Linked DNA regions of Homo sapiens: region 1 is linked to region 2. A link is a contact called in ENCODE Hi-C data. All regions are on one chromosome and are shown on one strand. Each heading gives the region's core, a stretch centred on a gene start or an enhancer-like site at or near the end of the contact. The rest is flanking DNA. Distances are from core to core; before and after follow the strand shown.

Region 1 (6,429 bases), core at 1,872-4,371, 2.7 Mb before region 2:
TTCTCACAAAACCCCCCATAAATCTGCAAATTAGAATATATTTAAGCAGAATAGTATGATTAATCTCTGCACTCATCACTATACTTCAGCATTACATGGCCAATTTTGTTTCCTCCCAACCTGTACTCACTTCCTCCTTCACTGCTTTTCTTATCCATCTGATAATTTTCAAGCATACCCCAGACATCATATTATTTCACCTGTAAGTACATCTTACTGTATAACCTTAAAGCAACAATCACATATTAAGAATAAACGTTATCGAGAACAGCCTGGCCAACATGGTGAAACCTCGTCTCTACTAAAAATACAAAAATTAGCCAGGCATGGTGGTGGGTGCCTGCAGTCCCAGTTACTCGGGAGGCTGAGGCAGGAGAATCGCTTGAACCCGGGAAGGGGAGGTTGCAGTAAGCCGAGATTGCGCCACTGCACTCCAGCCTGGCCAAGAAGAGCGAGACTCCGTCTTGAAAAAAAAAAAAAAAAAAGAGAGAGAGAGAGAAAAGAAACGTTAATCTAAGTGTTTAATTAGCAAATGCCTAGATCTCAGGCCTAGAACTTCTTTCCAAATAAATTATTCTCTTCATTGCAAGGTGATCCAAACTCCCAAGACATACTTTTATCTTTTCTAATAGAAAATAAGTCTTAGCTTTTAGGCTAAGCAGTTAATATTTATAAGTCACTGGAAATTCAAGAGCTCATGTACATATACTAAAAAAAAAAGGTGCTAAGATCTTTTTCCTTCTGGAATAAAAAGAAAACTGAATAGGGAATCAATCAACTTCAGCAGGTAAACATACTTCAATATCTGTAAATGGAAGTCTTTTATTATTTTAATTGAGGAAGCTTTCCATCTCTTTGGGCTTATCTTCTGTCTCTAACATTTCAACTGACTTCTCTTGAAAAAACACTTTACTCAGAACTCAGAAGAATCTAAAGTCTACATGAAGGAAAAACACACTTAACTTACACAAACTTTAAAAATCCTCCTCCCTGACTTTAACAACTCAAAAGTCACTGTGGTTTAGAGATGTGGGAATAATTTAGAAATCAGAGGTAAATTTTTAGAATGTTAAATAACAGATTCTACTACACTAAGGTGTACTTGGAATCACTGGAAAACAAACAAAAACAAGCCAATGCATTATTTTAAAAACTACCATTTTAAACCACGATTAAAGAGACTGTGATCAAGATGAGTATTTTCAACCCAATACCTGTACACCTTGATTTAGCTTTCTGTATTAGCATCATCTGTTTCTTGGCAAACTTGATGAGGTCTTCTTTGGGCAATGTTTCCAGCTGAAAGATGTGGTCATGTTACCAACTTGTTATAACTCATGTTTCTAGTATACCACAAAAAAGAAACAATGTCTGCTAGAAAACAAAAACATTCTACAGAATAAATCTTTATGCCAACCGCATACTTTGTTCCACATTTTTTTTTTGAGACAGAGTCTCGCTCTATTGCCCAGGCCGGAGTGCATGACACGATCTTGGCTCACTTGTAACCTCTGCCTCCCAAGTTCAAGCAATTCTCCTGTCTCAGCCTCCCAAATAGCTGGGATCATAGGCGCCCGCTACCACGTCCGGCTAATTTTTGTATTTTTAGTAGAGACGGGGTTTCACCATGTTGGCCAGGCTGGTCTCAAACTCCTGACCGCAGGTGATCTGCCCGCCTCGGCCTCCCAAAGTGTTGGGATTACAGGCGTGACCCACCGCGCCCGGCCACATTTTTTAAAATCAGCAAATGCAACGTCAATTCTGTAATTGCTATGCAACTACTAAAAATTAGTTATGCAACTACTATGAAACGTAAAAACCAGGCCATATCCTCTTATAGCTAATGTTACAGGTTGACATTGCTAGCTTTTGATTTAATTGTAAAATCAGTAGGTTGGAGCTAATGCTACTTAAAATTCCTTGGAGCTGTAAAATTATTTCATTCTATTCAAGGCTGCAAGTCTTTGGTCACAAGAAAATTTACGCATAATTACAGCAGCAAGATGAACCGGGTAACATTCAGGCTTTAATTAAAAAATTGAGCTTTACCACTTGAGAAAATTGCTTAAGCCTGTGGTCTCAGGTTTCTCATCTGTAAAAGGAGGGTAACAACAGTACCTATCTCATGGTTATCATGAAGCTTAAACGAAGGAACTGAGTGGTTAGGCAAGCGCCAGAAATTTAGCATGCACACAATAAACCTTAGCAATAAACCACTATCATTTAGAATGATTGAATGTTAAACATTGTACAGGGCCATAAAACTGGACTAATTAAACTCTTTGGCAATGTAGAAACTGGAGCCCACAGATCAGAATCCCTTGATTCCTACCCTATGTCACTGCTCCTTCCACTACACCACTATATAAACCTTCTTAGACTGCTTTATGTTCGAAAAATAGCAGGATCTCCCAGCAGTGCTAACCAGGAGCAGGAAGCAAACAAAAAGTCTTTCTATATCGGGGTGGGCGGGGGAGAAACAGGAAATGGGCGATTGCGCACACTAAAATTGAGATCCCTTGGAGCAAGGCTATTAAAAAAAAAAAAATCAGCGCCCCCCCCTTCCCCATGCCAAAGTTTTCCAATTCATCACCCTTCCACTCTTCAGGAAGCCCGCTATTCAAGTATTCTCTTCACCTTAGATTTCCCGGTCCCAGGGGTAGCTGGTGAAGCCACCCCATCTTGAACAAGATCCTGCAAAACAAAATCAAACCCAGGTGTCAGAAGAACTCTTTTCCTAATTCCACACGGAACGCGTAGAACCCTTACAGGGAAAAACCTTCTATGGAATCAAGTGGTGGAAAGCCTCGTGAGACAGAGAATGAGGGCGGACGGAGGCGGTCGCTGTGGCAATTCGTACACAAACGGGCTCTACGGGGCAGGTAACCCCCAGGGATAGAGTTTACGAAAGATGGGGAGGCGACAGCAGCGCGGGCTTCGGGACACCAAGAGGGAGACTACCGCGCCCTCCCATCGGGCCCACTCCCACATCCCAAATCGCGGCGCGGAAGGCTTGATGGGAGGCAGTGGGCCCGACCTGAGTTACCTCCATCTCCGCCAGCCCGCCGCCGGCCCGCAACCAGCCGCCGCCACCGCTGCACTTCTGTTTGCGCCAGCCTCTGACGTAGGCTCTACTGCAGGTCAAAGGTCGCGCTCTCCGGGCGGCCCGCCCCCCACGTCTCCATAGCTACAGCTCGGCAGCACTTCCGCTTCCGTGTCTGCGTCCGGGAGAAGGTTCCCCGTACGGCGCTAAGGGCGGAGTCCGTCTAGACGTTCTACCTGGGGCTCGACCCCTGGGCCTGCAGGTCACGGAGTAGGTGTGGGTCCCGCCACTGCCGGTTATTGGCATGGGAAGGCGGGCCGATTACCCCTTGGGGCCTCGGGCCTCGGTTTCCACGTCTGTAAAATCTTGTGAGAGTGAGGAACATTGGATTGCAGGACAGGTCTCTCAGTCCTCCAAAGGTGTCCGCTAGCCTGCGAGTGCCTGCGGGACCCACAGCTGGTTCCGGGGGGCTCCTTAGGCATTTGTGGCCAGCATGGTGCCCGGGAGCTCCGTGACTCACAGGTCAGGGATGCGGTAGAGGGCTTCCCTGAGGAGGCATTTCTTGACTCTGGAGGCTGTGAGGAGGTCCCTGGACAGCTCTGCCCTGCAGCCGCCCGGTACTGATGGTGATGTGGTGGAGGCAAGATAGTCGGCCAGGGAACTGGGCAGCCGTGGGAGGAGACTCTGTAGAGTAGGGGGCCCGAGGCCACCCTTTCCCGAAGGGCACGCCAGAGAATCTGTGGTCGAATCCCAGAGCTGCTGCTGTGTCCTGATTGGCGGTCCAGTGCTCTGAGAGCCTTTCTGTTAACTGCTGAAGTGGTTTGCTGCGCTTTCACCTTCCCATTAATGTTTTCCATACACTCCCATAACTAAGGTAACCTGAAGATAACCTAGTTTCCTGTAGTTTAAATGGTCAAAAGGTTGAAGAGGCAGCACACAGTATGTATCGAGTAAATGGTAGCTGATTATTACTAGGTAAAAGAAGTGTTATAAACGAGAAAGAACAGCTATTGTGGACATCTACTCTTTGTCTTTGACAGTGTGTATCACCTATGGTGTTTGTAGGATTGGTTCAGGGGTGGTGTGTGACCTAAGATGTACAGTCTCCACGTACAGTAACACACGTGTGTGTGTACACGTGTGTGTGTACACGTGTGTGTGTGCACGTGTGTGTGTGCACGTGTGCGCGCACGTGTGTGTGCACGTGTGTGTACACACATATATGCACACACATGTATACACACACACACACACAATCCCCAAGTATACATTGTTATTAATGGTCCAGATTAATGCCATTCAAAGTAGTTCCCCAAGTTAAGAGCAACTTACGGTAGACTCCTATTTCAATTAATAACTTGAAAAAATCACTTGCAATAAAATAGCAGGTTAACTAGATACTACACACATTCCAATCCTGTAAAAGTTTCTCAGAGAAACACTGTTAGATATAGTTACATTCCAGGAGTTTGGCTACATCAATAGCTACAGAAGAGTTGATGTTCTCACAGTAGAACTCTCTTTTTCTCATACTTGAAATAAAAAAGAACCTTTCTTTTCTTCCTTTGATCTTTCTTCCCTCGCCAGCCCTCCATTGCACTTGGCTGGGTAACAGGGTCCATGAGTTGCAGCTACAGGTAGGGCAGCGTCTCCTGGGAATCCCCAGGGAGATGAGGGTCAGCACACCCCTAAGCTCCAGGTCATCAGCGGCCTCCTCACACAGCTCGAGCTCACCCCCATCTGCCTTCCTGGTTGTCATTGGACAGGAATTTTATTTTCTGAGATGATGGAGGCAGGTATAATGTTCTTGACCATCGGATACCTTCTGTTGTTGTTCCTCTTAAGGAAGAAATCATTTATTTCTTCCTTCACTAGTTATAGTAAGTGCTGAAATCTTCTAAATATATTTATCATCTTTCATACTTTAAAGAATGAATATTTATGAATTGATTGTGAGTACTCTGAGATCTTCTGATATTCATAAACCTATAGGAAAGATCTGCTTTATATTTCACATTCTCTGGACTGCAGATAAGTTCACATTTTAAAGATGTATATTACCTTAATGAGCAGAACTATGACCTGTTTAACGAATATGTTTCTTTCCAATTGTAAAAGTAACACAGGTTCATTGTAGAACACCTGGAAAATATAGGAAAATTCCGAAAAGAAAATAAAAATCACCTTGAATCATTTATGGAAATAGAAAATAGGAACAATGTTAATAACAATGTCAATAATATGTGCTGTGCTGGTCACATTGTATAGTAGATGGAGACTGCTGTATGTTAACCAGCACTACTGAAACATAATATAATTTGAGCAAGTTGCAGGGTCTTGCCTAAGTAAAAATAGCTTCTTTACCAGTTTGGAATGGTGCCAACATGCCATTATCTCCTGAAGAGCCACATTAAAAGGCACCTGTTGCTTAGGGATGGTCCGGAGAGACACCTGATCTTTTTTTGTTAGTTCGCTAGCAAGTTTTATTTCAGAAAAATCAATCCTTGGCTCTTCAGTGCTTTGATTATAACTCTTAAGGTAAGCATGGAAAAACTACATTTACATTGTATTTTTTTTTCTTTCTTCTCCTTTTTTTTTTTTTTTTTTTTTCAGACAGGTCTTGCTTTGTCATCCAGGCTGGAGTGCAGTGGCATGATCTTGGCTCACTGCAACCTCTGCCTCTTGGGTTCAAGTGATTCTCCCGCCTCAGCCTCCCGAGTAGCGGGGACTACAGGCAAGTGCCACCACATCTGGATAATTTTTGTATTTTTAGTAGAGACAAGGTTTCACCATCTTGGCCAGGCTGGTCTTGAACTCCTGACCTCAAGTGATCCACCTGCCTCAGCCTCCCAAAGTGCTAGGATTATAGGCATGAGCCACCACACCCGGCCCATTTATATTGTATTGATGTAGCTAAAAGATAAGTCATATGTTTTAATTTACTTTTAATATACTTACAAGTGAATGTAGTTCTGACCTAACCTATTGCCTCTTATTATACAGGATAAGATAGTGAGCCAGAATGTAAGTTACTTTCTAAGGTTCATAGTATGATTAGGGGTAGAGCCAGTACCAGAACTGAGGATTGTTTTTTTTTTTTTGAGACGGAGTTTCGCTCTTGTTGCCCAGGCTGGAGTGCAATGGCACAATCTCGGGTCACCACAACCTCCGCCTCCCAAGTTCTAGTGATTCTCCTGCCTCACCCTCCTGAGTAGCTGGGATTACAGGCATGCATCACCATGCCCAGCTAATTTTTGTATTTTTAGTAGAGACGGGGTTTCACCATGTTGGTCAGGCTGGTCTCGAACTCCCGACCTTAGGTGATCCGCCTCCCTCGGCCTCCCAAAATGCTGGGATTACAGGTGTGAGCCACCACGCCCGGCCAG
Region 2 (6,700 bases), core at 2,300-4,799:
GTGAGCTGTGATCATGCTACTGTACTCCAGCCTGGGTGACAGGGTGAAACCCTGCCTTAAAAAAAGAAAAAAAACAACTGCAGGAAAGAATGTCACAGATGACAAATCAGGGACACAAAGAAAGTGCTGTGGAAGTTTAAAGATGATGCCATCCCCTCTAGTTTGGAGTTGATAAGATGTGGGGAAGAAAAGAAGTAAGAGACGACCCTTGGGATGAGTAAGAACTCAGGACACGGAGGAGACTGAGCCAAGGAGTTGAGAGGGAACACAGAGGCTGGTCAGGGACAGTGACACCGTATGACATCACTGTGACACTGCTACCTCAATCAAAATAACTTTCATTTCCACAGTTTCAAGGACTAAGATTCTTGAGGTAGGAATGTATGTGCCAGTACACATGTGGATGTGTGTCACTGGGCAGAGGTAATACTTGCTAACGTTCATTTACCTTTAGAAATAAACATACTTTGGGAAATGTTCAAAGGAAAATGCAGGAAAAGAAAAGAGTCTAATTTTTTAATTGTGCTACTAAATGGCCTAAAGAAATGCAAAACTGTTTTTGCTTTAGCTGCACACTTTTGATAGCCCGTTAAAAGGCCGTCACGACCTTCTTCTGAGTTGCCTTAACTCAGGCATGGAACAAGATACACGAAATCACATTTTAGCTTAGGCCCTTTGAAAACGTGCCGTGAAGTATTTCCATCACTCATTTTAGGAAACAGAAACCATTTGGAAGTGCCACTCGCAAACCCTCTGGATGGGAAAACTAATTTCCTAAGCATCTGAAGTGAGCTGTAGGGAGTTTCCAGTTCATTTGTGAAAAAAGTTAGCTTACTTGTTTTTCCAAACATCACTCATCATCCTCCCCTGTAGTTCCAGCAAGCAATTCTGAGCTCTTCAGTCTTTAAGCCTCATTTTTAATGTCAGAGAATGATTTCCGCAAGCCCTGTCTCCCCCAGTGCACACGGCAAGCCAGTTTGAGCAGTTAGAAAAATGGGTGTCCCATAGAGCCTCGCAGCCTGGTCTATCCAGGGCAAACTAAGCTAGTGCAACTGATCAAGTAAAGGACTCCAGTGCATTCTGCGCCATTCCGGGAGTCTTAGGGTATTTTAAAAGGTTATCCAGTCTGTGCACATGCAAGGAAGATTTCCGGTGTATTTAATATGGATGGTAGTGCATTTCTCAAATATAGTACTGTGTACATAAGATCTGCTGTTTGTTGGAAAAGCTAAATAACCGAAAATGTAAATGACAAAGCCTGGGAATATGGCAGGGTCAAACAGAGCAAGGATGAAGAAGATTTAAGTATGCAGCGTGTCCTAAGCAAAACACAAAGCATGAAAACTGAGCACAGCCACCTGCAAGGCACCTTCAGCAAGCCCGACGGTTAACAGGGTCAGTTTCTCCACAAGTGGACAGAGGGGGTTATGCAGCAGCCAACTCTTCCTGATGGCAATTTGTGACCCAATTTCATCCAGTGTTTCATGACCAACCCCCCTGAATGTTTATGAAGCAGGAAAGAAGCTCAGAATCCAGGCGAGGCCTCCGGGACAGGAAGTGGGCCAGGCACCTCCACAGCTTCCTATGCCTAAAGTTCTCCATTTCAGCCTCAAGTAGCCGCCAGAAGACCACTAAGATTCCGCCACCTTCTCCAATCAAAACTACATCTAACCAACCTCCAGGGCAGAATATACTGAGGTAGGATTTTCCCTCGTGTTCACTTCTTCACAAGCAGGTTAACACTTGCTTCTCAGGAAACCCCTGTTCCAAACGTCAAAAAACCTCCATGTCTAGCCCAATCTCCAGGTGAAGTCAATTTCTTCTCCACGTGTCCGATGACTGCCATTCTCTTTACGTAAAACTCGCAAGGCTTGAATCCTGTTACTAATTCACCTGCTTATCTATGAAGCTTGCAAAGTGAATTGAGGGAGTGTTCACACGCACAGTTCCGTTTTGGTAAGTTAAAGCGGCCCAGGTTAATTTCATTTTCAGTCACTTTTGAGACTTGATAACTACATCTAAAACAGAGGCATGAAAAACACCCTGAATCACTTTCATTCCTACACAAAATCCCTTCCGAGAAGCGGGGACTGCGCCTGGGCCAGGAAGGGACTCCCCTACCTGTAGGTCCCAGCAAGCCACGCCCACCGGCCTCTCAGGGTTGTTTCTTTCTGGGTCGAGGGACGGAGCTGGCCCTTGCGATATTTTAGGCCCCCTCCTGCCCACACTGGGGCCTGCTCATCCCATTATGCAGATGCAAACTTGGCAGAAGCAGCCTTAAACCTGTTGGCAAAATAAACAAAGCCAAATAAAGAGGAATCTGCCAACCTGAATTGTGTGAAGTGGCCAAGGCCGACTCCACGCACGCTCGGCTTTGTCCCTGAAGCTGTTACAATACTAGTTTAAGTCAGGTGCCTGGGGTCCACCAGCCAATGACCCCTAGCATCCACCGCAGACCTTCACAGAGATCCCCATTGTCTACAAATTAAAGCGTTTTGCAAATTAAACCCCTCCACACAATGCCAAGCTAACTGTGCTCATAAGGCAGTTACCCTCCATGCCTTAAAACTCACATATCAAATTTTTCCAAAAGCACTCGGTGATTAAATCGCCCTGAAAAAAACCGAGAGAGCCGAGCGATTGTGAGAAACTTTGGTTCATTCAGGTGGCTGTTAGAGTCCTGTAAATCTGGGGCAGGGCGCAGAGCCTGAAGCCGGGCACAAAAGCTCCCTTCGCCGAAGCGAGGACCTCCTTTATGCAATGTGACAGCAGCTTTGTGCGCGAACATAAATAGTTGTAATAAACACGGTTAAGTTCTCCCGGCCGATCGCGGCCTCCCCCGTCCCTGCGCCGGGGCCCTGCGATCCGCGGCTATTCTTCCCCGGCACACGCGCCCTGGCGACCCTGGCCACCGCACGGTCCCACGCTAGCCCCGAGCTCCGTGCCGGCCGCCCGCCTGCAGGCCAGGCGCAGCCTGCGCACCCGGGGGTCTCCAGTCCCCGGGCCCCGCAGCCGGGCCCCCTGCCCTGATCCTCGCCCGCGCCCTTGGCTGGCGTCCCCGCCCCTGGGCCGGCCCCCGATGGTGGGGGTTAGGGATGGGAAGGCGGGCAGGAAGGTGCAGAGCCGGGAGGTGCCCGGCAGTCCGCGGTCGGGGGCGCCCAGGCCGCGGCAGGGCCGAGAGCACCGGAGGGGCGCGGAGGGGACCCGCTCTCCTGGCCCCTTCCCGGGCGCACCCCGGCCCGCGAGCCCCGCCGCGCTCCCAACTCCGCCCAACGGCCCCAAGTTTGTGGCCCCCGCCCCACGCCCGCCTAGCCGCGCTTACCTCGCCGTGGGCCGCCCGCGGAGCCGGAGGGCAGCGGCGCGGGTCCCGGGGCGGTGGCCGCGCTGCGCCCGCCCAGGCGCCGCTCTTTGTCTGCGCCGCTCCCTCCTCCCGCCGCCGGGCGGACGCTGCCGGCCCGGGCGGACCCTGCCGGCCCGGGCGCCGCGAGCCTCCCGGCCGCCAAGCCCTCCCCTCCGCCCGCCGCCCGCTCGGCCGCGCGGCTCCGGCCTGACGATCCCCGCGGCAGCGGCGGCGGCGGCGGCGGCGGCGGCGGCGACCCTCCCCCGGCGCGCAGCGCCCGCCTCCTCCGCGCTCTTCCTCCTCCTCCCGCGCTCCTCCCCGGCCGCGCCGTGACGCCGCCCAGGGGCCGGCCCAGGCCCGGGCGCGCGGGGCGGGGACCCGAGACCCACCTGGGGCGCCCCCCGTCGTCGCCAGGCTCCGCGCCCGGGTCCCGGTACGGGCGCCGGGATAGCGCGGGGCTGCGGGACGCTCCGCTCTGGAGGCGCAGCACGGGCCGGGCGCCGGGGGCAGGAAAGGGTCCCCACGCCCGAAATTGCGTGCGGGCGGTGGGGGGCAGGGTAGGTGGGTGGGGAGGAGAGTGAAAACACAGACGGCAACTTCCAGCCTGGGATGACTGCCGGGTGGGCTTTGCGTCCTCTTTTTTGTTTGTTCGTTGTTCTTATCACGAAGCTCTAGTTGCTGGGCAGCCGCCCCCCTCCCGGAAGCATTCCCACGGCACTCAGCTAAGCAGGCCTGTTGTCCATCAGAAAAGTGACTTAAATAAAAATGTCACTTCCTCCCTGTAATTGCTTGTGGGCATTTTTATTTATTTGCTTTGCATCTATTTACTTTCCCAACCAGACACATTTTTAGTCCATCATCCCTGTCCGAGGCACTTCCTAAAAGAAGAAGAAACTCGACCTCTGTTGCCTCCCAGGCATCCAGGCCAGCCCCAGCCTGTGGAATCCTGGTTGCACACCCGTGGGGGCAGAACCCGAAGAGGAGCTGCCCGAATGTGCCCCTAGAAGGAGTGTCGCTAATGATGGGACCGTTCAGCTCACCCAGCCTCGAGTTGTGGCTAGCCTATAAACAAACTTGGAAGATGAAAACCCAAGAGCAAGGGGAAAGACACAAGTTTCCCTTTCACAGACACATGCATCCGGATGTCTTTTCTCCTCCCCATATGGTTTCCCAAAGGAAATCCTAATATTCAAATGATTCTGATTTCCTGGCAGGATAGCCTGCATCCATGTTAATGAGATTCTTTCTTAGGCTCCTGGTCTCTGCTTACTATTAAGGCAATAATAATTTACCCAAGGTTACAAGGCTGTATTATTTGATTCACTCATCTCCTGCTTCCTTCCAGAAGGGAAGTACCCAAGGATAGGTAACTAGAGTCAGCGTAGCTTTGAAGTCAGACAGGTGAGTGTTTGACTGTTGACTTCCTGAACTGTGTAACGTTGCACAGGTGGTCCTCAGCCTTTCTAAAATCTGTCATATGGGGAGATAATATTTACTTACCTCCTATGTGAAGTACCCTGGCAGTAGGTAGCCCTCAATAGCTCAGTAAGTGGAAGGAAGCACAGTACACTGAGCAGGAATCAGGTACAAGCTCAGGGAATCAGAACAGCCTCATTTTTCCTTGTTTTGACCTTGTGAAAGAAGCTACTTCAGTTCATCCTTTTGTGCAAGTTTTGTGTTACTAATATCTAGCTTTACAATAAGAAAAGAAGAATTCTAGTCATCAGTCTGCCCAATTTTAGATTAATTTACTCAAAATAAGTATAGCAATATTGACCCAGTTTGTAGCTTGTTTGCTTTGTAAACTTTCACTGAATCGTGGTTCTTGCATGCCTCTTCTTTCTCTGATTCTTTAGAAGTCACCGATGTCATTCTCTATCTAAATCCAGTGGCCCTTTATCAATCTTTATCCTGTGGAGTTTTCTGAAATATGTGGCATTTCTGCTATTTCCTGAAACACCATCATCTTTTCATTCATCAAACACAGCCAGTTCTGATTCTCTTACCTTTCTGACCTGCCCATCTGCCTCCTCTAGAGAGGTTGTTGTCTTCCCACCCTGTAAAAGTGATATCCCCAAGGCAGATGGTGGCCCTTTGTTTTTATTCTGATACGCACCTTTTTTTTTTAAAGAGAGAGTTGATTGTTTTTTGTACACTCCCTGTCTAAACCTTCATTGATTAACCCCCAGACCTGTAGCCTTAGAGAGCTCCCCTGCTAATCTGCAGAGCTCCCCAGCTAATCTGCACCCCCTAAACATGGCGCAGCATCTCTTCTAGGTCACCATGTTCAAAATGAAACTCATCTGCTCCCCAGACCAGCTCCTCCTCCCATGGTTTCAGGCCTGGCCAAGAGTCTACCAGGCACCTCAGCTCCTGGGAGAAATCTCATTGTTATCTTGGCTTTTCCTTCCCTCTCTCCGAGTTCTCCCCAAGAAAAGCTGGGAGAGCGCTGAATGACACCAAGACCCCTTGCAGACTACCCCCATGGTTCTGAGTCCTGGTGATTCTTAAACATCTTTTCCACTGCACCTTTCTTTCCATTTCCATCACTGGCATCCTAACTTATACATCATTCTAGCAATAGTTATAATGTACCTTGATTGAATTCTTGACATATATCATCTCTAATCCACACACAATAGTATTATACCCATTTTACAGATGAAATCACTTGAACAGTGGATCAAAGAACTGGGGTCAGAGCATGTACCTGACTCCAAAACTCTTGTTCAATTCCCCACAACTACTGCCTTCCAACTGGTCTCCCATTACTTCCTTCTTAAATCCCTCAGACTCACACTGGACATCAATGTCATCCTAACCTTCCTGTAAATTGTTTCCATTTGTCCCTGGTTGTGCTCAAGAACTTCTCATGGCTCCCCATTGCCCACCACAGTCTCCTCAAAAGTTATCTGATGACTGAAGACTGAGCATTTTCCCCCAGAGAGGCTGGGGTATTTAGCCCTTAGAGGCCTGTGTTCGTTTCCTGGGGCTGCCTTAACAAATGACCCCAAACTAGGTGACAAAACAGAGGTTATTTTCTCAAAGTTCTGGAGTTCAGAAGTCTGATATCAAGACACCAGCCTCTCTCCAAAGTCTGTAGAGAACAATCCTTCCCTGCCTCTTCCAGCTTCTGGTGGCTGCAGACATTCCTTGGCTTGTGGCAGTGTCACTCCCACCTCTGCCTCTCTGTCTTCACACAACCTGGTTCCCTGTGTCCTTTCCCTTCTCTCTTTTTGTAAAGACAAGTATCATTGAATTTAGGGCTCACTCTAATCCAGCATGATGTCATCTCGACATCCTTATCTTACAACATCTGCAAAGACCTTTTTTCCAAATAAGGTCGCGTTCTCGGCTTCC

What was found. A loop is a pair of places that touch in the nucleus more often than their neighbours do. Pooled maps may share reads with other maps.
Region 1: a map with no recorded cell type shows a loop between it and region 2 (10-fold over the local background). The contact joins the promoter of GCC2 here to the promoter of NCK2 in region 2. A Hi-C loop is called at or near these places in 2 of 37 single-sample maps with no recorded cell type and 6 of 50 pooled maps.

What each region holds. Positions count from the first base shown.
Region 1 is chr2:108,445,898-108,452,326 of GRCh38, reverse strand. GCC2 (GRIP and coiled-coil domain containing 2) reads right to left here and starts at 3,121. Exons shown (of 23, transcript NM_181453.4): 1 at 3,047-3,121; 2 at 2,638-2,694; 3 at 1,215-1,299. The coding sequence starts at 3,052. RefSeq lists enhancers at 1,130-1,630, 1,631-2,131, 2,217-3,198, 3,035-3,294, 3,199-4,181.
Region 2 is chr2:105,741,761-105,748,460 of GRCh38, reverse strand. It overlaps NCK2 (NCK adaptor protein 2), which reads right to left and starts at 3,549. Exons shown (of 5, transcript NM_003581.5): 1 at 3,323-3,549. RefSeq lists enhancers at 2,239-2,288, 2,389-2,458 and silencers at 2,829-3,218, 3,329-3,388, 3,579-3,898.